Regions from separate parts of the Homo sapiens genome. Here region 1 is linked to region 2. A link is a loop called in an ENCODE intact Hi-C map of the cell type or tissue named here. Cell type or tissue: B cell. All regions are shown on one strand. Each heading gives the region's core, and the rest is flanking DNA. Links, peaks and the distances in the headings are about the cores only. Region 1 has its middle 59 kb from the start of SPRY2. Region 2 has its middle 110 kb from the start of SPRY2.

Region 1 (11,566 bases), core at 1,852-9,851, 55 kb after region 2:
ACAGGAGATCTTGAAAGAAGCACTATATATAGAAAGGAAAAACTGCTACCAGCTAATACAAAAACACACTTAAATACACAGACCAGTGATACTATAAAGCAACCACACAAACAAGCCAGAATAATAACCAGCTAATAACACAATGACAGGATCAAATCCACACATATTAAGACTAACCTTGAATGTAAATCAGCTAAAGGCTCCACTTAAGAGGCATAAAATGGCAAGCTCTGTAAAAGGCAAGACCCGGCTGGGCATGGTGGCTCACATCTGTAATCCCAGCACTTTGGGAGATCAAGGTGGGTGGATTGCCTGAGGTCAGGAGTTCAAGACCAGCCTGGCCAATATGGTGAAACCCCGTTTCTATTAAAAGTACAAAAATTAGCTAGGCATGGTGGCGGGTACCTGTAATCCCAGCTACTCGGGAGGCTGAGGCAGGAGAATTGCTTGAACCCGGGAGGTGGATGTTGCAGTGAGCCGAGATTGCACCACTGCACTCCAGCCTGGGCAACAAGAGCAAAACTCCATCTCAAAAAAATAAAAATACAAAAGCAAGACTCAATGGTATGCTGTCTTCAAGAGGCCCATATAACACGTAATGACACCCATAGGCTCAAAGGAATGGAAGAAAATCTATCAAGCAAATGGAAAACAGAAAATAAGCAGGGGTTGCAATCCTAATTTCAGACAAAACAGACTTTAAACCAGCAAAGGTCAACACACAAAGACATTACATAATGATTATGGATTCAATAGGAAGACCTAACTGTCCTAAGTATCTATGCATGAAACACAGGAGCGCCTAGATTCATAAAGCAAGTTCTTAGAGACCTACAAAGAGACATAGACTACCACACAATAATAGTGGGAGACCTCAACACTCCACTAACAGTATTACACAGATCATCAAGGCAGAAAATGAACAAAGATATTCAGGATTTGAACTCAACATTAGATCAAATGGATCTGATAGACCTCTACAGAATTCCCCACCTCAAAACAACAGAATATACATTCTTCTCATTGCCACATGCTCTAAAACCAACCACATAATTGTACATAAAACAATTCTCAACAAATGTAAAATAACCAAAATCATATCAAATGCATGGCTCAGACCACAGCACAATAAAAATGTAAGTCAGGAGACTATGAAAATTGCTCAAAACCATGAAATTACATGGAAATTAAACAACATGCTCCTGAATGACTTTTAGGTAAATGATGAAATTAAGGCAGAATTCAAGAAGTTATTTGAAATGAATGAGAACAAAGATACAACATACCAGACTCTCTGGGACACAGCTAAGGCAGTGTTAAGAGGGAAATTCATAGCACTAAATACCCACATCAAAAAGTTAGAAAGACCTCAAATTAACAACCTAACATTGAAACTGAAAGAATTCAAGAAGCAAGAGCAAATCAACCCCAAAGCTAGCAGAAGACAAGAAATAACCAAAATCAGAGCTGAACTGAAGGAAATTGGGATGCTAAAAACCATTTGAAAGATCAACAAATCCATCAGTTGGTTTTTTGGAAAAATTAATAAGATAGGCCACTAACTAGATTAATAAAGAAAAGAGAAGATTCAAATAAACACAATTAGAAATGATAAAGGGAATGTTACCACTGACCCCACAGAAATAAAAATAACCATCAGAAACTACTACAAACACCTCTATGCACATAAACTAGAAACCCTAGAAGGGATGGATAAATTCCTAGACACATACACCCTCTCAAGACTGAACCAGGAAGAAATTGATTCCCTAAACAGACCAATAACGAGCTCCAAAATGGAATTAGTAATAAATAGCCTACCAACCAAAAAAGAAAGCCTAGGACCTGATAAATTCATAGCCAAATTCTACTGGATGCACAAAGATATGGTATCATTCCTACTAAAACTATTCTGAATAATTGAGAAGGGACTCCTCCCCAACTCATTCTATGAGCCCAGCATCATCCTAGTACTGAAACCTGGCAGAGACACAACAAAAAAAGAAAACTTTAGGCCAATATCTTTGGTGAACATCAATGCAAAAATCCTCAAAAAAATACTTGCAACCCAAATCCAGCAGCACATCAAAAAGTTAATCCACCATGATCAAGTAGACTTCATCCCTGGGATTCGAGATTGGTTCGACATATGCAAATCAATACATGTGATTCATCACATAAGCAAAACTAAAGACAAAAATCATATGATTATCTCAAATGACACAGAAAAGGCTTTCAATAAAATTGAACACCCTTTATGTTAAAAATTCTCAACAAACTAAGTACTGAAGGAATATACATTAAAATATGAACAGCCATCTGTAACAAACTCACAGCCAACTTTATACTGAGCGGGCAAAGGCTAGAAACATTTTCCTTGAAAACCGACACAAGAAAAGGATGCCCTCTCTTACTACTTCTATTTAGCATAGTATTAGAAATCCTAGCCAGAGCCATCATGCAACAAAAAGAAAAGGCATCCAAACAGGGAGAGGAAGTCAAACTATCTCTGTTTGCAGACGACATGATTCTATATCTAGAAAACCCCATACTCTTGGCCCAAAAGCTCCTTCAGCTAGCTGGTAAACAACTTCAGCAAAGTTTCAGGACACAAAATTAATGTACAAAAATCACTGGCATTCCTACTGTAGCTAAGCCAAGATGCAAATCAGGAGAACAATCCCATTCACAATTGCCACAAAAAGAATAAAATACCTAGGACTACAGCTAACCAGGGAGGTAAAAGAACTCTATAATGAGAATTAAACACTCCTGAAAGAAATCAGAGAAGAAACAAAGGAAAAATCATCCCGTGCTCATGGATAGGAAAAAATCAATATCATTAAAACGGCCATCCTGCCCTAAGTAATGTACATATTTTCAATGCTATTCCTATCAAATTACCAATGACATTCTTCACAGAACTAGAAAAAACTACTATAAATTCATATGGAACAAAAAAGAGCCCAGATAGCCAAGGCAATCCTATGCAAAATGAACAAAGTGGGAGGCACCACATTGCTTGACTTCCAACTAAACTACAGGACTATAGTAACCAGAACAGCATATTGTTGTTACAAAAACAGGCACATAGACCAATGGAACAGAATAGAGAGCCCAGAAATAAAGCCACATGCCTACAACCATTTGATCTTCAACAAAGTTGACAAAAAGAAGCAATAAGGAAAAGACTCCCTATTTAACCAATGGTGCTGGGATAACGGGCTAGCCATATGCAGAAGTTTGAAGCTGGACCCCACCTTACACTATATAGAAAAATAAACTCAAATATAGATGAAGGACTTAAATGTAAAACCCAAATGTACAAAAACCCTGGAAGACAATCTAGGCAATCATGACAAAGCCACCAAAAGCAATAGCAACAAAAGCAAAAATTGACAAATGGGATCTAATTAAACTTAGGAGCTTCTTCACAGCAAAAGAAATTATCAACAGAGTAAATAGCAACCCACAGAATGGGAGAAAATTTTTGCAAACTATGCATCTGACAAAGGTCTAATACCCAGCACCTGTAATGAATGTAAACAAATTTACAAGAGAAAAACAACCCCATTAAAAAGTGGGTCAAGAACATGAACAGACACTTTTCAAAAGACATACATGCAGCTGACAAGCATATGAAAAAAAAGCTCAATATCACTGATTATTAGAGAAGTGCAAATCAAAACCACAACAAGATACCATCTCACACCAGTCAGAATGGCTATTAAAAAGTAAAAAAAAAAAAAAAATAGCAGATGCTGGTGAGATGGCAAAGAAAAGAGAACACTTATACACTGTTGATGGGAGCGTAAATTAGTTCAACCATTGTGGAAAGCAGTATGGTGATTCCTCAAAAAACTAAAAGCAGAACTACCATTCAACCCAGCAATCCCATTACAGGGTATATACCCAGAGGAATATAAATCATTCTACCATAAAGACACTTGCATGTGTATGTTCATTGCAGCACTATTCACAACAGCAAAGACATGGAATCAACCTAAATGCCCATCAATGGCAGATTGGATAAACAAAATGTGATACATATACACCACAGAATACTATGCAGCCACAGGAAAGGACGAGATCATGTCTTTTGCACAAACATGAATGGAGCTGGAAGCTATTATCCTTAGCAAACTAATAAAGGAGCAGAAAATCAAATACCACATGTTCTCACTTATAAGTGGGAGCTAAATGATGAGAACTCATGAACACAAAGAAGGGAACAACAGACATTGGGGTCTACTTGAGGGTGGAGGGTGGGAGGAGGGAGAAGAATGGAAAAGATAACTATTGGGTGCTGGGCATAATACCCGGGTGATGAAATAATCTGTACAACAAACCCCTGTGACATGAGTTCACCTATGTAACAAACCTTCACATGTAAACTAAACCTAAAATAAAAGTTTAAAAATTTAAATTTTAAAAAATTTTTGAAAAATTAAAGAAGAAAAGACAGCAAACTTACCATAAATGTGATGTGAGCTCTGACTGCTGTGCTGACTAGCCTCCTTACTCCCTAAGAAACAGTAATATTAAAATTAAGCCAATTAATAAGCTGGCAATGACCTTTAAGTGTTCAAGTGAAAAAAAGTTTCACATCTCTTTTTTAAAGTTAAAAGCTACTAGTAGTTAAGCTTATTGCGGAAAGTATGTCAAAAGCAGGAATAGGCCAAAAACTAAACCTTTGCAACAACCACTTAGTCAAGTTGTGAGTGCAAAGGAAAAGTTATTGAAGGAAACTAAAAATACTACTCCAGTAAACACATGAATGATAAGAAAGTGAAACAGCCATATCGTTGATATGAAGAAAGCTTTAGTGATCTGAATGGAAGATCAAACCAGCCACAACATTCTCTTATGCCAAAGCCTAATCCAGAGCAAGGCCCTAACTTACTTCAATTTCATAAAAGTGAGAGGTGTGAGAACGCTGCAGAAGAAAAGCTGGAAGCTAGCAGAGGTTGGTTCGTGAGGTTAAAGTAAAAGAAGCCATCTCCATAACATAAAAGTGCTAGGTGGAGCAGCAAACGTTGATGTAGGAGCTACAGCAAGTTATCCAGAAGATGTAGCTAAGATAATTGATGAAGGTGGCTACATTAAAAAAGAGAATTTATATGTAGATGAAACAGCCTTATAGTGGAAGATGATGCCATCTAGGATTTATATCACTAGAGAGGGGAAGTCAATGTCTGGCTTCAAAGTTTCAAAGCACAGGCTGATTCTCTTGCTAGGGACTAATGCAGCTGGTGACTAAACTGAAGCCAATGCTTGTTTACCATTCTGAAAATCCTACAGCCCTTTAGAACTAAGCTGAATCTATTCTACCTATGCTCTATAAATGAGATAACAAAGCCTGGATGACAGAACACGTGTTCACAGCATGGTTTAATGAATAGTGTAAGCCAAATATTGACACTTACTGCTCAAAAAAAAAAAAAAAAAAAAAGATTCTTTTCAAAATATTATGGCTCATCAACAGTGTATCTGGTCCCCCAAGAACTCTGATGAATATGTACAAGGAGATTAATGTTATTTTCATACCTGCTAACACAACATCTACTGCGGTTTGCCATGGTTACCACGGGACTGAATGAAGGCAGACAAATGCAGAAATGAAAACTTAAAAGAAACAGTTTAAAGAAAGGGGCTAGGGGAAGAAGAGGGATCCCTGCTTCTAGTGAGCAAAGGCAGCCACCCTGAGCTTCTACAGCCCTTTTATTTATTGAGTAGAAAGAGCAGGGAGGAGGAGGTAACGATTGGTCAGCTGCTTAATTGATCACAGGTTCACATTATTGCTAACAGGCTTCAGATGTGCCTAATCACAAGCAACACTTGTGCTTGGGGCGTGACTGCCCTCAGCATTCCTTGTGGGTGGCAGACACCGTTTGTCAGTTTGCCAACAACCTGTAAGAACAGTTTGCTCTTTACTCACATAGCCTCCAGTGGTATACTGAGTTGGTCACAACGCTCATTCTTGCGGTCTCCAACATCTCTCCCTTTGTGTTTTTAAATTAATTGAGAAAGGTAATTGCAAAATGTGCAGGCTTCAATTGCTGGTTCGTTCTGTCTTTGCATTCAGCTCGTACTGGGGGAACCAGGCCCACAGTTGGGTTGCATGGGTCCCTCCAGTCTCCTATTCCATGGTCGTACACACCTTAAGGGCACCCATAGAGTTTGTTCATCTCCTGCAAAAACACAAGCGTACCCTCATCCCCACATTAGCAAATTAATTGAAAAAAGGCAAAGGCTTTTGAGGCTGTAGCTGGGGGCATGCTGTTGCTGATGCATCTGCTCCACAAGCTGCAATTCAGCTTCTTCCTCTTTGGTTAACCACGCGGTAAAACTTTCCATTGATAATGAGAGGCAGGCTCTTTCTGATTAACAGAAGGCACAGAGAAAACAAAGAAAACAAATCAAAGCTTATTTTTCTCGTGCAACACTATAGCAAAAAAAAAAAAAAAAAAAAAAAAATCCTCACGATCTATTACCATGAGAGATCAGCCTCTTGCTTCTGCATCCATAAGCCCACAAAACTCTTCTTCAATTTGCACTGCACAAGTGGGTCTACTAGATGCTATGGGTTGTGATAGATAAATTTCCTGTGTAGTTGTACTTCCAAATCCCTTGATTCTCTCCTTTCTCCTTTTGTGGAGAAGGGTGCAATTTACAGGGAATAAGCAACAGTTGAGCAATATATTCTCCCTGGTTCAAAAACCCAAAGATCTTGTGACACCACCACCACCACCTGAATTTCTCCTTCCCAATCAAAATCAACTCCTGGGACTACAGTAATGCCCAGTAAGTTAAGATGACTTTTACCCAAAATTAATCCCATGTATCCTATTGGCAAAGGTCCCCAAATACCAGTGGGAATCTTAGTGAGTTTGTTTCCTCCAATTAACGTAACCCGTTCTCTGACTGGGAGATCTAATCCCGCGCTTCCAGGTGTTCCCGGGGAGAGGGAATCGACGTGCCTCCAGAAACTCACCCCTGAAACGGAGTTGTGGCCTGGAGGAGGAGTGCCCTCATTGTTTGAGGTGCCCCGGTCCAGGCCCCCTTCTTGTTTCCCTACAGGGGGGTGCCATTTTGATGAAATTTTGAGTGGCATTGATTAGCCCAGTGATTTCCTTTATTGCAACAAGGGCAAAATCCTGGCTTTTTTTTCTGTTAGGAGGGGACTGTGTTATAAGATCCCTTCTGCCCAGAGGTCTGACGGCATTCTTTTTTTAAAATGTCCAATTTTTCTACACTTATAACATTTTCCCACTTTAAGGCTTGACCCTTGGCTCCTTTTAGATCTGTCAACTATCAAATTAGTCATTATTGAGCCAATATTGTAGAGTAATGAAGCTCAGTTCCCACATCTTGACAAGCTCTGAGAAAACCTCCCAAGATTTTTGTACATCTCACAGGTGCCAGTGCATGTTTACAATCCATGTTTGCACTCTCAAAAGTTAAAGTTAGGCTTTCTGTAGCCACAAAAGAAGACAGTACAAACCAATTTTCATCCTCCCTCTCCTGTTCACTACCCTCAATAGGTGCTGTAGGTGGATCAAAAAATTCTCTCAAACCCTGAAATAATGACAAAGACAGTACAAACCAAACTCCAAACAAAAAAGAGAAAAGAAATAGCCAAGTTCTTCCCCATGTTACCCTGATTCAAAAACTTCCCATTCTCTATACCTCTTTAGGGCACTGACCAGTACCTCTTTAGAGCAGTGACCTTATATTGCAGCTGGCAGACTTGTAATGGGGTTTCTGGTTCATCTGGGTTTACTACTTCTGCTCCAGCAGACCTTCTTCGTTCATGTCCCTATAGGACCCTATCTGTCCCTGTTTGTCCCTATCTGTCCCTGCAAGTCTCTGCTAGTCTCTACTAATCTCTATCTGTCCCCACGGTCTCTGTTTGGGTGCCACTTGCTGCAGTTTGCCATGGTTTGCCACAGTTACCATGGGACTGAATGAAGGAGGACGAACACAGAAATGAAAACTTAAAAGAAACTGTTTTAAAGAAAGGGGCCAGGGGAAGAAGAGGGATCCCTGCTTCTAGTGAGCAAAGGCGGCCTCCCTGAGCTTCTACAGCCCTTTGTATTTATTGGGTAGAAAGAGCAGGGAGGAGGAGGTAACAATTGGTCAGCTGCTTAATTGATCACAGGTTCACATTATTGCCAACAGGCTTCAGCTATGCCTAATCACAGGAAACACTTGTGCTTGAGGTGTGACTGCCCTCAGCATTCCTTCTGGGTGGCAGACGTAGTTTGCCAAGTTTGCCAACAACCTGCTTTCATGAGAACAGTTTGCTGTTTACTCATGTAGCCTCCAGTGGTATACTGGGTTGGTCATGACCCTCATTCTTTCAGTCTCCAACAAACATCCATTCTGCAGCCCATGGATCAAAAAGTCATTTTGACTCTCAAATATTATTATTTAAGAGATACATTTTGTAAGGCCATAGCTGCCATAGATAGTGATTCTTCCGATAGATTTGGGCAAAGTAAATTGAAACCCTTATAGAAAGGATTCACCATTCTAGATGCCATCAAGAACATTGATGATTCATGGGAGGAGGTCCAAATATCAGCATTAACAGAAGTTTGAAATAAATTGATCCCAATCCTCATGGATGACTTTGAGAGGCTCATGACTTTAGTGGAGGAAGTAACTGCAAATGTGGTGGAAGTAGCAAGAGAACTAGAATTAGAAGTACAGCCTGAAGGTGTGATAGAATTGCTGCAATCTTCAAAGAAAGTGATTTCTCCTTCTCCTTCTCCTTCGCCTTCTCCTTCTTTCTTCTTGTTCTCCTTTTTCTTATTATTCTTCTCGGTAGAGACAGGAGTCTCACTATGTTGCCTATGCTAATCTCAAACTCCTGGCCTGAAGCAATTCTCCCACCTCAGCTACTCAAAGCACTGGGATTACACTGCGCCTGACCTAGAAATTGGTTTTTTGAGATGGAATCTACTTCTCATGAACATACTGTGCACATTGTTGAAATAACAACAAAGGATTTAGACTATTTCATAAACTTAGCTGATAAAGCAGTGTCAGGGTTTGAGAGGACTGACTCCAGTTTTGAAAGAAGTTCTACTGTGAGTAAAACACTATCACATAGCTTTGCTTCAGAGAATTCTTCCATGAAAGGAAGAGTGAATTGATGTGGCAAACCTTATTGTTGTCTTATTTTAAGAAATTTCCACAGCCACCCCAACCTTCAACATCACCACTCTGATCAGTCAGCAGTCATCAACATTGAGGCAAGACCCTCCACAAGCACAAAGATTACACCTTACTCAGATGATATTTAACATTTGTTTAGCAATAAAGTATTTTTAAGTTAAGGTATGTGCATTTTTAGGCATAAGACTATTGCACACAATAGACTACAGTATAATGTAAACATACTTTTATTTGCACCAGAAACCAAAAAATTAGTATGATATTTTATTGTGATATTAATGTTTTTGAGATGGTGTAGAATCAAACCTGCGGCATCACCAAGGTATGCTTCTATAGTCAACACTACTGCATTTTACACTTTGAAATTTCTTAAAAGGGTATATGTTACGTTAAGTGTTCTTGCCACAGTAAAATAAAATTAATAAAGTGGAAAAAATCTCTGGCATTATACCCTTGAAACTGATGAAATAATACATTGTTATAATTTTTTTTTTTTTTTGAGACGGAGTCTCGCTCTGTCACCCAGGCTGGAGTGCAGTGGCACAATCTCGGCTCACTGCAAGTTCCGCCTCCCGGGTTCACACCATTCTCCTGCCTCAGCCTCCTGAGTAGCTGGGACTACAGGCGCCTGCCACCATGCCTGGCTAATTTTTTGTATTTTTAGTAGAGACGGGTTTCACCGTGTTAGCCAGGATGGTCTCAATCTCTTGACCTCGTGATCCACCTGCCTCAGCCTCCCAAAGTGCTGGGATTACAGGCATGAGCCACCACGCCCGGCCCATTGTTATAATTTTAAAAAAATAAAATAAAATAAATATATGAGAAAAACAACTATAGACTAATATCTTTAATGAACACAGAAGCACAAATTCCAATCAAAATTTTAGACGATTTAATACAACAATATTTGTACAAACTTTCTATTGCTTTTGCAACAAATTACCAAAGAATTATAGACTTAAAAAACACAAATTTATCTTATATTCCTGGAGGTAAGAATTCTGAGATCTGTTTCACTGTGCTAAATTCAAAATATTCACAGAGTTAATTTTTCTTGAAGATTCTAAGGAGAGAATCCATTCACCTATCTTTTTTTAGCTTCTAGTGGCTGCCAATATTCTTTAACTTGTGGCATCTTCCTCCATCTTCAAAGTGCATCACTCCAATACTCTGCTTCCATAATCACATCACCCTCTTCTCTGTGTAACCAAATCTCCTTCTGCTCTTTTCTTATAAAGGCACTTGTGGTTACTTTTGTTGTTCATCTGGATATCCTCCCTAGTGTCATCTCAAGATCCTTAGCATAATCACTTTTGCAAAGTACCTTTTGCCGTATAACATTTGCAGGTTCTGGAGATGAGGAAGTGGATATTTCGGGGGGCCATTTTTCAACCTATCAGTCTGCCTTCTGGCTACCAAAGATTCACATTCACCCTACATGCAAAATGCATTTAATGCATCCCAGCCTCCCCAAGTGTCTCCACCTATTAAAACATCAGTTCAAGACCAAAGTCTCATCTAAATATTATCAGTTCAAGGAGGTAGAGAATAGAATGATAGTTACCAGAGGCTGAGAATGGTATGGGATGGGAGGGCATGAAGAAAGGTTGGTTAGCAGATATAGAGGTACAGTTAGATAGAAAGAATAAGTTCTAGTGTTCAATAGCATAGTAGAGTAACTATACAATATATGATACACAACAGTATATTGTATATTTCAAAATAGCTAGAAAAGATTTGAAATATTCCCAACACAAACAAAATGATACATATTCAAAGTAATAGATACCCTAAATACCATGATTTGATGATTGCACATTCCATGCATGCATCAAAATATCACATGTATTGCTTACATATGTACAAACACTATGTATCAATAAAAAACAATAAGTAAATAATATCATCAGCTCAGATATCCCAAATCTCATCATCTAAGTCATATAAATTAGGTATAAATCACGCTTTAGGTATGTTCCATCCTAAAGCATAATTCTCCTCCATCTGTGTACCCATAACACTGAAAAACAAAGTGTAGGATTGAATACAACAATATTTGTATAAACTTTCTATTGCTTTTGCAACAAATTACCAAAAATTTATAGACTTAAAAAAACACAAATTTATCTTATATTCCTGGAGATCAGAATTCTGAGATCTGTTTCACTGTGCTAAAGTCAAAATACTTGAAACAGGCATGGGATAATAGTTATGGGCATTTCTATTCCAATTGGAGAAAAAAAAAAAAAAAGCAGAAGAAATAAAGGGGTCAGCAACCCCAAGCAAATTTGAAATCCAACTGAGCAAACTCTATTAGACTTCAAGGTTATCTTTTTGGGTCTCAAGCCTCCATCCTCTGAACGCTTCTTTTTTTTCATAAATG
Region 2 (11,566 bases), core at 1,236-9,235:
GACCAGAGTAATGGAAATACACTCAACAGAAGCATACTGAAGATACCAAGAATTTGGTAAGATTCACGTTCACGAGAGGAGCAATAAACCAAGTGCTAATCCTTTAAGAATTGACGTCTGACATGGTCCAAATGTCTCTGAATGTCTGCCACAAGGAGGCATGAGAGGGGACTGAACCTTTATGTTTGAGCTTCATTGGAGTTGGGTATTATTACTTTGTGTACCTTCCCTGGGTGATCTCAACATCTCCTACCACTTTAATGATCAACTGTATGTTAGTGTCTCACATAGACACATCTCCAGTAATGCTCTGTCCTCTGAGCACCAAATCATATAGCCACCTACTTACCTAACACCTTCACAAGCCCAGAAATTACATACATATAAAACTAAGAGTCTCTCATTTCTTAATTGCTTGAGGAAGAAAAGTCAACCCCAATCTTCATATCCCTGTACCTGTCAGGTCACACGTCTATAGATTGAATCACTATTAATTCTAGTTCCTAGATCCCTCTCAGATCTGCCCATTTCTCCAGACTCTTCTGTCACAACTCTACTTTAGGAGAACATCATTTCTTGCCTGGGTCTCTGCAGCAGCTTCCTGATAATTACTTCTGCCTTATTTCTTCTTGGTTTCTATGCAGAAAAATGATTAGAGGGAAAATGACTGAAAGAAAAGACCACCTATTGGACATTTCATTTTATTATTATTGTTTTAATTGCCCAATTTTTCAGTATTTCCAACTTAAAAGAAAATGGCCTGTTGTGCAGAGCTTGGAGAAGGCAGGCTGTACTTTCCATCAAAGTAATTGAAAGAGAACAGATTTTTTTCCTTCCCCATCCTCTAGTACCTAAGGCATGAGCATACAATTTAGGTTCAGACAATTTGATACAAGTACTCAGGACTTTGAATCTGGAGTAGTAAATAAGGTGAAAGAACATTTAGCTGTTTCACTCACCAATAACACCGTCCAGAGGGTGAAGTGTCAGCAGAGCCACAGGTGGGAATGGGATATTTTTCAGCAGTGCCGGTGCTAGTGGTGGTGTCCTAAGCAGATGGTTCTGATGAATCACAATGGCTGTGGCCCCAGCTAACCAGACTTCATTGGTTCTGTCACAGCTTATGAGTCTCGCTGTCCAACTATCTTGTTGATTCTATAAGTATTCCCAAACCTGGTGAAACATTCTCTTCTGCTTGAGCTAACCAAAATCATGTTCTATTGCTTACAATGCAAATTCTGATTGACATAGACCAGTTAAGAAGTTATAGTAATTTAGAATAAAGAGAATAGTGACCTGAATTAAAACAAGGGCAGCATGATAGAAAAAGGAAAGCAGGATTGAAAAATAGTCAGGAGTTAAAATTCACAAAAATGTATTGGATATTGGGATAAAGAGAAGAAAGTCTCAGTTGATGGTTTTTGCCTGGGTAAAGTGGTTGTCAGTAGTTCTAAACACAATAAAGATAGGAAAATAATAATAATGAAGAAGTTGGGCAGATGGCAGGGGTGAAGGAGATGTGGTGGTGGGACTAATTACTATTTTATAAAAGCTGAGTCTGAGATTTTAAGATAATGCTATGGGAGACAGATGGATGAATCTGTGGGAAATGTCAAGGATAAAGATAGAGAATTTAAGTCATCAGGAACTGAAATCATGAAAGGAAATGAGATCACTCTGGAAGGGTTCACAGCATGAGAACAGTGGGTCGAGGATACACATCTGAAAAATACCGTAATTTAAGAGATGAGCTTAGGAAGAGAGGCCTAGAAAATAAATCACATCATTCTGGACCACAGTTTTTTCTTGAGGAGATGGTTTGAATTCAATTGCTCCACATAATTTCCTTGGACATGTAGTGCTACTTAAAAATCATTTCTTGTCTTTGGAAGCTTTTTTGTGAGCAACAATTTCAAATAATTATTATCTGCTTATGTTTCTAATCAAAGATCTAAGTCCCACATTCTTTTCGGGAGACCTCTGTCTTCCAGGTTTGAAGAATAGCAAATCCCTCTGCATTTTAGGCAATATCTAAAATATGAAGAGACTTGCCTATCACTAATACTTCCATATAGATCTCTAAGTACAGAGTTTCTCTACTTTCTCCCTGGGACAACCCTGAGTTTATGGGTTCCAAAGAAGCAGAGCCCTGCTTTAGCCATTCAGTTAGGATCTGCTTGACCCACAAGAGATTTACCAGTTACTCCTCAGGTTTTTTTTTTTTTCTTAATTTTATTTGTAATTGACATGTAATAATTGTACATATTTGTGGGGTATGAAGTAAACCTTTGACAAAGTATACAATGTGTTATGATCCAATTTTAGCATAATTAGCATATCATTTCAAATTGTTTCTTTGTGTATGTTGGGAAAATTAAAAATCCTCTGTTCCAGATATTTAAAACTACCCACTAAATTATTCTAGCTTTACTCACCTGACAGTGCTATATAACACTACAACTTATTTCTCCTATCAATTGTGATTTTCTATCCACTAATCAACCTCTCTGTATCCTCTCTCCCTCCCTTCCCAGCCTCAAATAGCCACAATTCCACTCTCTACTTCTATCAGTTCAACTTTGTTAACATCTACCTATGAATGAGAACATGCCTGAGAGTATTTCTCTCTCTTGCCTGACTTAACATAATGTCCTCCAGGCTCATCCATGTTGTCACAAATGATAGAATTCCTTTCTTTTTTTATGGCTGAATAATATTCCAATGTCTTTGTGTGTGTGTGTGTGCATATATATATATATATATATATATCACATTTTCTTCCATCTATTCACCTGTTGATAGGCACTTAGGTTGACTCCATATCTTGGCTACTATGAAAGTGCAGCAATAACATGGGGGTGCAGATAGCTCTTCAATAAGCTGATTTTCTATCTTTTGGATAAATACCCAGTAGTGGGGTTGCTGGATCATATTGTACTTCTATTTTCAGTTTTTTGAGGAAACAACATACTGTTTTCCATAATGGCTGTACTAATTTACATTCCAACCAACAATGTATGAGAGTCCTCTTTTTTTCTACATCTTCAACAGCATTTTTCATGTTTTTGTCTTTTTGATAATAGCCACTCTAACTGGGGTGAGATGATATCTCATTGTGGTTTGATTTTCATTTCTCTGGTGATTAGTAATGTTGAGCATTTCTTCATATACCTGCTGGCCATTTGTATCTCTTCTTTTGAAAAATGTCTATTCAGATCCTTTGCCCATTTTTAAATAGGATTATTCTTATTATTGTTGTAGAGCTGTTTAAGCCCCTTGTATATTCTGGATGTTATCAGATATATAGATTGCAAATATTTCCTCCCATTTTACGCATTGTATCTTCACTGTTTTTTCCTTTGTTAAGAAGCTTTTTAGTTTAAAACAGTCTTATTTGTCTTTGGCTACTTTTGTTTTTGTTGCCTGTGCTTTTGGTCTTACTCATATTTTTTTTTTTTTTTTTTTTTGCGACAAAGTCTCGCTCTTGTCCCCCAGGCTGAAGTGCAATGGCATGATCTCCACTCACTGAAACCTCCCAGGTTCAAGTGATTCTCCTGCCTCAGCCTCCTGAGTAGCTGGGATTACAGGCGCCTGCCACCACGCCTGGCTAATTTTTGTATTTTTAATAGAGACGGGGTTTCACCATGTTGGCCAGGCTGGTCTCAAACTCCTGACCTCAGGTGATCTGCCCACCTCGGCCTCCCAAAGTGCTGGTATTACAGGTGTGAGTCACCATGCCCAGCTAAATCTTTACTCAGAATAAGGTCGTGAAGAATTTCTTCTATGTTTTCTTCCAGTAGTTTTCTTTGCGGGGGGTGGGGAAGGGGGTTGAGATGGGATCTCACTCTGTCACCCAGGCTGAAGTACAGTGGTGTAAACATAGCTCACTGTAGTCTTGAATTCCTAGACTCAAGCAATCCTCCCACCTCAGCCTCCTGAATAGCTATGACTACAAATGTGCACCACCACACCCAGCTAATTAAAAAAAAAAAAATTGTAGAGATGGGGTCTTGCTATGTTGACCAGGTTGGTCTCAATCTCTTGGCCTCAAACAGTCTTCCCACCTTGGCCTTTCAAAGTGCTGGGATGACAAGCATGAGCCTCTGTGCTCAGCTCTTCTAATAGTTTTATAGTTTCAGGTCTTACATTTAAGTCTTTCATCCATATTGAGTTCATTTTTGTATGTGGTGACAGACAGAGGTCAAGTTTCATTCTTATGTGTATGAATATCCAGTTTTCCTAGCAGCATTTATTGAAGAGGCTGTGCTTTCCCCCATAAATGTTCTTGGTTCTTTTGTCAAAGATCAGTTGGCTGTAAATACCAGATTTGTTTCTGAGCTCTCTATTCTGTTTCATTGGTCTATGTGTCTGTTCTTATGCTACTACCATGCTATTTTGATTTCTATAGCTTTGTAAGTATATTTTGAAGTCAGGTAGTGTGATGCCTCTAGCTTTGCTCTTTCTGCTTGGGATTGCTTTAGCTATCCAGGGTATTTTCTGGTTTCATGTGAATTTTAGGACTTTTTCTATTTCCGTGAAAAATGTCTTTGATATATTGATAGAAATTGCACTGAATCTGTAGATCCTTTAAATAGAATGGTTATTTTAACAATATTAATTCTTATAATCCATAAACATAAAATGTCTTTCCAATTTTTGTGTTGTCTTAGATTTCTTGTATCAGTATTTAGTAGTATTTTTTGTAGAAGTCTTCTACTTCCTTGGTGAAATTTATTCCAAGTTATCTATTTTTCTGGTAGCTATCGTAAATGAGATGGATTTTTTAAATCTAGCTCATTGTTACTGTACAGAAATACTGATTTTTTTTTTTTGAGATGGAATGTGGCTCTGTAACCCAGGCTGGAGTGCATTGGCACCATCCCAGCTCACTGCAGTCTCTGCCTCCCGGGTTCAAGCGATTCTCCTGCCTCCGCCTCCCAAGTAGCTGGGATTTACAGGCACCTGCTGCTGTGCTGGGCTAATTTTTGTATTTTTAGTAGAGACGAGGTTTCGCCATGTTGGCCAGGCTGGTCTCAAACTCCTGACCTCAGGTGATCCACCCGCCTCGGCCTCCCAAAGTACTGGGATTACAAGTGTAAGCCACCGTGCCCAGCCAAAACACTACTGATTTTTGTATGTTGATTTTGTGACCTGCAACTTTGCTGAATTTGTTTGCCATTTCTAAGAGGGTTGTTTTTTTTTTTTTCCAGTTTTATAATGTGTTGTTCTTTTTAAGTTCAGGGGTACATGTGCAGGATGTGCAGTTTTGTTACATAGGTAAACATGTGTCATGGAGGTTTGTTGTAATTTCATAACCCAGGTATTAAACCTAGTATCCATTAGTTCTTTTTCCTGACCGTCTCTCTCCTCCCACCCTCCACACTTCAATGGCCCCAGTGTGTGTTGTTCCCCTCTATGCATTGGTGTGTTCTCATTATTTAGCTCCCACTTATAAGTGAGAACATGCAGTATTTGGTTTTCTGTTCCCACATTAGTTTTCTAAGGATAATGGCCTCCAGCTCCATTCATGTCCCTGCAAAGGACATAATCTTTTTCTGGCTGCATAGTAATCCATGTTGCATATGTACACATTTTCTTTATCCAGTCTATCATTGATGGGTATTTAGGTTGATTCCATGTCTTTGCTATTGTAAATAGTGCTGCAGTGAACATACGTGTTCATGTGTCTTCATAATAGAACAATTTACATTCCTTCAGTTACATACCTACTAATAGGATTGCTGGGTCAAATGGTCTGTCTTTAGGTCTTTGAAGTATTGCCACACTGTCTTCCACAATGGGTGAACTAATTTACACTCCCACCAACAGTGTATAAAAGTGTTCCTTTTGCTCCACAGCCTTGCCAGCACCTGTTATCTTTTGACTTTTTAAAAACAGCCATCCTGACTAGTGTGAGATGGTATGTCATTGTGGTTTGTGGTTTGGATTTCCATTTCTCTAACCGTATTTTGATGAAGTTTTTAGGCTTTTCTATATATAACATTACATCATCTGAAAAAAGGAACAATTTGACTTCCTCTTTTTTCAATTTGAATGTCCTTTATTTCTTTCTGTTGCCTAATTGCTCTGGCTAGGATTTCCAGTACTATGTGAAATAAGAGTGGTGAAAGTGGCCATCTTTGTCTCATTCCAGTTCTTGGAAGACAAGTTTTCAGCTTTTCTTTGTTCAATATGGTGTGGTCTTGTTATATTTTGCCTTTTTGTGTTAAGGTATGTTCTTTCTGTATAATTTTTAAGAGTTTTCATCATGAAGGGATGTTGAATTTTATGAAATGCTTTTCTGAAATGTTTTTCTGCATCTATTGAGGTGATCATATGGTTTTTGTCCTTTATTCTGTTGATGTGATGCATCTTATTTATTGATTTGCACATGTCAAAACATCCTTGCATTCCTAGTAAAACTCCCACTTGATTGTGATATATAATCTTTTTGATGTGCTATTGGATTTGGTGTGGGAGTATTTTGTTGAGGATTTTTGCATCCGTGTTTATCAGTGATACTGGCTTGGCTTTACGGTTTCTTTTGTTGTTGCTGGTTTTTGTTGTTTTATGCTTTTGGTATCAGAGTAATGCTGGCCTGATAGAATGAGCTAGGAAGAATTTCTTCCTCTTCAATGTTTTGGAATAGTTTAAGAATTATTGTTAATACTTTTTAATGAGTTTGGTAGTATTCATCAAGGAAGCTATCCAGTGCTGAGCTTTTCTTTGTTGAAAGAACTTCTATTACTGGTTCAATCATATTACTTGTTATTGGTTGTTCAGGTTTTCTATTTCTTTGTGACTCAATCTTGGTAGGTTGTATGTGTCCCGAAATTTATTCATTTACTCTAGGTTTTCCAATTTTTCAGTGTATAGTTGTTCATAATAGATTCTCATGATCCTTTCTATTTCTGTGGTATCAGCTGTAATACCTCCTTTATTATTTCTGATTTTATTTGGGTATTCTTTTTTATTCTTAGTTTAGCTAATGGTTTGTTGGGATATTGTTTTTTCTTTTCATTTTGCTCATCTTTTTATGTTTTTAGTTTGTTTTGGTTAGTTCTGCTCTGATCTTTATTTCTTTCCTTCTAGTAATTGGGGTTTGGTTTGTTCTTTTCTTCTTGAGGTACATCATTAGGTTGGCTATTTGAAATCTTTCTACATTTATGATGTAGGTGTTTATTGCTATACACTTCCCTCTTAACACCACTTTTGCCATATTCCCTAGGTTTGGGGATGTTGTGTTGCTATTTTCCTTTGTTTCAAGACTTTTTATTTTCTTATTTTCATTGGCTTGTCATTCAGAAGCATGTTGTTTAATTTCCATAGATTTACACAGTTTTCAGTGTTCCTCTTGTCATTGGTTTCTAGTTTTATTCCACTGTGGTCTGAATACATAGAATAGGTACTTGATATAGTTTTGATTTTTTAAAAGTTGTTGAGACTAGTTTTGTGGCCTAACATGTGGTCTATCCTGGAGAATGTTTATGGTGATAAGAAGAATGTGTATTCTGGAAGGAGCAGAGTCACTGGCAGTGACAGAGGCAAGCCCCAGGTAAACCAATCCTCAGGCCACTGCGGTGGTATATTTGTGTGCCAGGTGACTCCACTGCTGGAGAAAGCACGATTGTTGGTAGCAGTAATGGATCCTGGGCAGGCTGGTCCTCAAGTCCCTGGGGAACATGCACAGGTACACAGCTGCTCTGCCACTAGAGAAGGTGGGGCCACCAGTGACAATGGTAGGCCCTGGGCAGGCCAGTTCCATGACCCATGGGGAACACATGTGGGTGTGTGGCTGCTCCACTTCTGAAAATGATGAGGTTGCTGGCAGCAGCAATCCCCAAATAGGTTGCTCCTCATACCCCTGAGGGGCACATGTGGGTATATAGCTGCTCTACCACTGGAGGGAGTAGGGTTACCTGTGGTGATAGTGGTGGCAAGCCACAGGCTAGCTGGTCCTCAGGCCTCTGAGGTGCATGTGAGCACAGAGGTGCTCTGCCACTGAAGAGGGCAGGGCTGCTAAGGAGGCAGCAAGTCTCAAGCAAGCTGGTTTTTAGGCCCCAGAAGGATGCCGGCTCCACTGTGGGTATGGGTAGTGTTACTTTTGGTGGTGGTGGGCCCCAGGCAAATTGCTCTCAGGTTCTAGACAGCAATGCATGTCAGTTCCCTTGGTCCTGGGGGCAGCCTCCCTACATTATTGGACCACCTGTTCCCCAGGGTACAGGATACCACACGGGTTCAGGTACCAGGATGATGGCTGCACAGTTGGGTCCAGCTGGTGTTGCAATGTTGCAGCCTCTAGATGAATGTGACAGGATGTTGGTAGGGCCCCAGGGATGTGGCAATTAGGAGCTATTGGGTCCCAGAGCAGGATGCACTCTGTTGATCACCCAACTCTCAAAAAGACAAAATGCTCTGGTGGCCTGGGTCCCAGAGGGTGGAGGGTAACACTGTAAATTCCCTCTCTTGACTAAGGCAGTCATGTGGACTCCAGACAACTCCTATACTTGGCTCATGGCCTGCAAGGTCCGTGGGGCTCTCCTATTGCTAGGGCAGAAGGCATCTGTGGTGGGAATGTGGAATGTTCTTTGCTTACCTTTCCCCTGTAGTGGGGAGGTCCATCTTAGCTCCAAGTTGATCTTGGCTGGGTACTTCGCTTTTTTTTCTATGCTGCTATCTCAAGTCTCTGTGCCTCTGGGTGTCTTTGTCACTACTTTGCTTAATTCCAGTGTGTTCCTCTAGACACTATTTGACATGTGGTTATCTGTTATTTTGGTATTTCTTTGTGGAGGAGTAAACTGCTGAGTGTCTCTAGTCACCCAACTTGATCTATAACCTAGTTACTCCCTGGTCTTTTGATATTTTTTATCTTCATTGCCTTGTATCAATGAAATATTGCTGGTTAAACATGGATGGACAGTGTTGACATTAAAAATTGCCTTCGAGTTATGAAGCCATTCTTCTATTTTTCTTTTGGTTTCCAAAGGCCTCCTCAGACTTTACTTTTGCTTCAAAAACACCACTTCTAGTTGGTGAAGAACAGGTGGTAAGAAGGAAAATAAATGTACATTCAACTATTTCCCTTGTCTTCAGGTTGAGAAAAAATAAAGAAGTGGTTGTGTTCTATAGTCCTGAGATAGGACAGAGAATTCCTAGCCAGTGCAACAGAAAAAAATTGAGAAAGGAAGTGATAAGCCAAGCTTAAATTAATAGGACTATACTGAGATTCAAATGTAAGAATACCAAGTTCTTACAGTGCATTTAAGAATACATGCCATTCTAAAAATACACGTAAGATACCAAGTGCAGAGTATCAGAGATTTTAAAAGTTTCAAGTCACAGAGCCAAGAGTTCAGGTTAGAAACAATCAGACTGGAAAATTGGAGGAGTCCTGGGGCTTGCCATAAGCCTAGAAAGTGTTTATAATTTATATAAGGATGTGTAGTAAGATTTGGCTCACTTAAAATCAAGGGTAAAAAGATGTAGCATCAGTGAAACTCTGGAAAACACAATGTAGTTGATAGGCAGAAGAAAAGAAAACAGAGATTGAGCAGAAGCTGTTTGAAGTTATGACTATGGTTTGAATGTTCCCTCCAAAACTCACATTAAAACGTAATCCCTTGATTTGGCAATATTGAGAGGTGAGGCCTTTAAGAAGTGACTGGATCATGAAGGCTCTGCCTTCAGAAATTGACTAATCTATTTATAGATTAATGGTTTAATAGTTAATGGATTAATATGGAAAGGAACTGGTGGTTTTACAAAAGGAAGAAAAGAGACATGACCTACCATATCAGCCCACTCAGCTTCCTCACCCTGTGGTTTTATGTACCACCTCAGGACCACAGAGTCCCCACCAGCAAGAAGGCTCTCATCAGATGTGGCCCCTCAACCTTGGACCTCTCAGCCTCTATAACTGTAATAAATATATTTATTTTCTTTATAAATTACCTAGTTTCAGATATTCTGATATAAACAGAAAAAGAACCAAGGCAGTTATTTAAAAAGCAATGAGACAGGGTCTTTTAGACGACCAAGAAAGAAAAGACAGGAAGTTTATGTAAACTGAAACCAGTGGAGATTGGATAAGTTAAGAATAGAAATACATCCACTGATTTGACTATTATCAAGCCATTCATATCCTTGTCAATAGCTGTTTCTGTACTGTGACAAGGATAGAAAGCAGAAAGCAGTGTGTTATCAAGTAAATGGGAGAAGAGAAATTACAGAGATAAGCAAACAATACATTTCAACAACTGTAGTTATGAAGAGAAAAATAATAAAATGCTAGCTAGGAGATAAAAGTTGAGGGAGGTTTTCTTTTTTCAGAAAAAGTTGAGCAGTATATATGTTTATCTTTTATGTGACAAATATAAAATCCAACTTGAATTGCTTAAAAAACAAGAAGGTATTGACTTTTTAAAACAAAATGATCCACAAGTAGAGTAAGCTTTAGGAATGGTCTGATAAAATTTTCTGCTTCTCTAATAAAAACTATTCCCTAGAGTCAGCAGTGGGGCAGGCTTCCTTAAGGTCTCATGATTACCCCTGCTGGAGATTGTTGGTAAGATGAGGGGGAAAGATGTAGTAGATGTTGAGGAGACCACCAAAAGGTGATCCCACTTCAGTCCACATCTTTGTTACAACATCCAACATCCAAACATACTTTTCATTGTATATGTACAATTTCAAAAATGCCCATGCCCATATGAAGTACACTCCCTCCCTCACCAAATGAAGTGAACTCCAAATCCTTTCCAGTTACTGTATCTAGGACAACCCCAGTGTTTCTGTGCCAAATCCAGTCTTACCCAAAAAGAATGGTTCAGGTATCTACAGCTAACCGAAAAGCTGTCCACCCACTGTTGTATAACATTCAGTATTTATTAGTGGAAGGAAAACAGAATAACCAAAACAGAGCACTTGCATTTGAGAACAAGGAAAATTGATGTCAGAAGTTCTCTTAGTTGGGCCCGACGCGGTGGCTCACGCCTGTAATCCTAGCACTTTAGAGGGCTGAGGCGGGTGAATCATGAGGTCAGGAGATCAAGACCAGCCTGGCCAACATGGGGAAACCCCGTCTCTACTAAAAAATACAAAAATTAGCTGGGTGTGGAGGTGCGCACCTGTAATCCCAGCTACTTGGGAGGCTGAGGCAGGAAAATCGCTTTAATGCAGGACGTGGAGGTTGCAGTGAGCCAAGATCGTGCCATTGCACTCCAGCCTGGGTGACAGGGCAAGACTCCATCTCAAAAAAAAAAAAAAAATGTTCTTAGTTATTCCCAAATGGAACAGTTCCAAGGACAGCTTTTGGGGAGCATGTTCATTGTTCATTCTCCACCATTGCAACATTAGAGATGGAAAATGGTATGGCTGCCTTACACTGACTTCTTTAGCAGTCAACTTTCTTATAGTGTAAAGGTGGGGACTAGAGACAGATTGAAGAGTTGAACAGATATAAGCTATTTTTAGCCAGGCTTGCTTGGGTTTTGTTGGCAATACTGCTCCCTTAGGGGATTAAGAAAGATGATCTATTTCCTTCCAGCTAGTGTCAAGGGCCAGTAGT

Evidence for each region. Peaks named below come from ENCODE experiments on the same cell type or tissue, not always from the same donor. Only the 100,000 strongest peaks of a DNase experiment are listed, where the experiment ranks them.
Region 1: it touches region 2 in a loop (5-fold over the local background); 2 of 110 quality-filtered maps call a loop at or near these places.

The regions. Positions count from the first base shown.
Region 1 is chr13:80,394,346-80,405,911 of GRCh38, reverse strand. No RefSeq gene overlaps it. Among named protein-coding and RNA genes, the nearest start is that of SPRY2, 59 kb to the right of the region's middle. In B cell, for the core only: no CTCF peak of the experiment used is centred there; DNase peaks (open chromatin) are centred at 5,611, 5,911 and 6,311; H3K4me3 peaks cover 691 bases; H3K27ac peaks cover 1,562 bases.
Region 2 is chr13:80,448,849-80,460,414 of GRCh38, reverse strand. No RefSeq gene overlaps it. Among named protein-coding and RNA genes, the nearest start is that of SPRY2, 110 kb to the right of the region's middle. RefSeq lists enhancers at 3,761-3,930, 8,936-9,105. In B cell, for the core only: no CTCF peak of the experiment used is centred there; a DNase peak (open chromatin) is centred at 5,944; H3K4me3 peaks cover 417 bases; H3K27ac peaks cover 744 bases.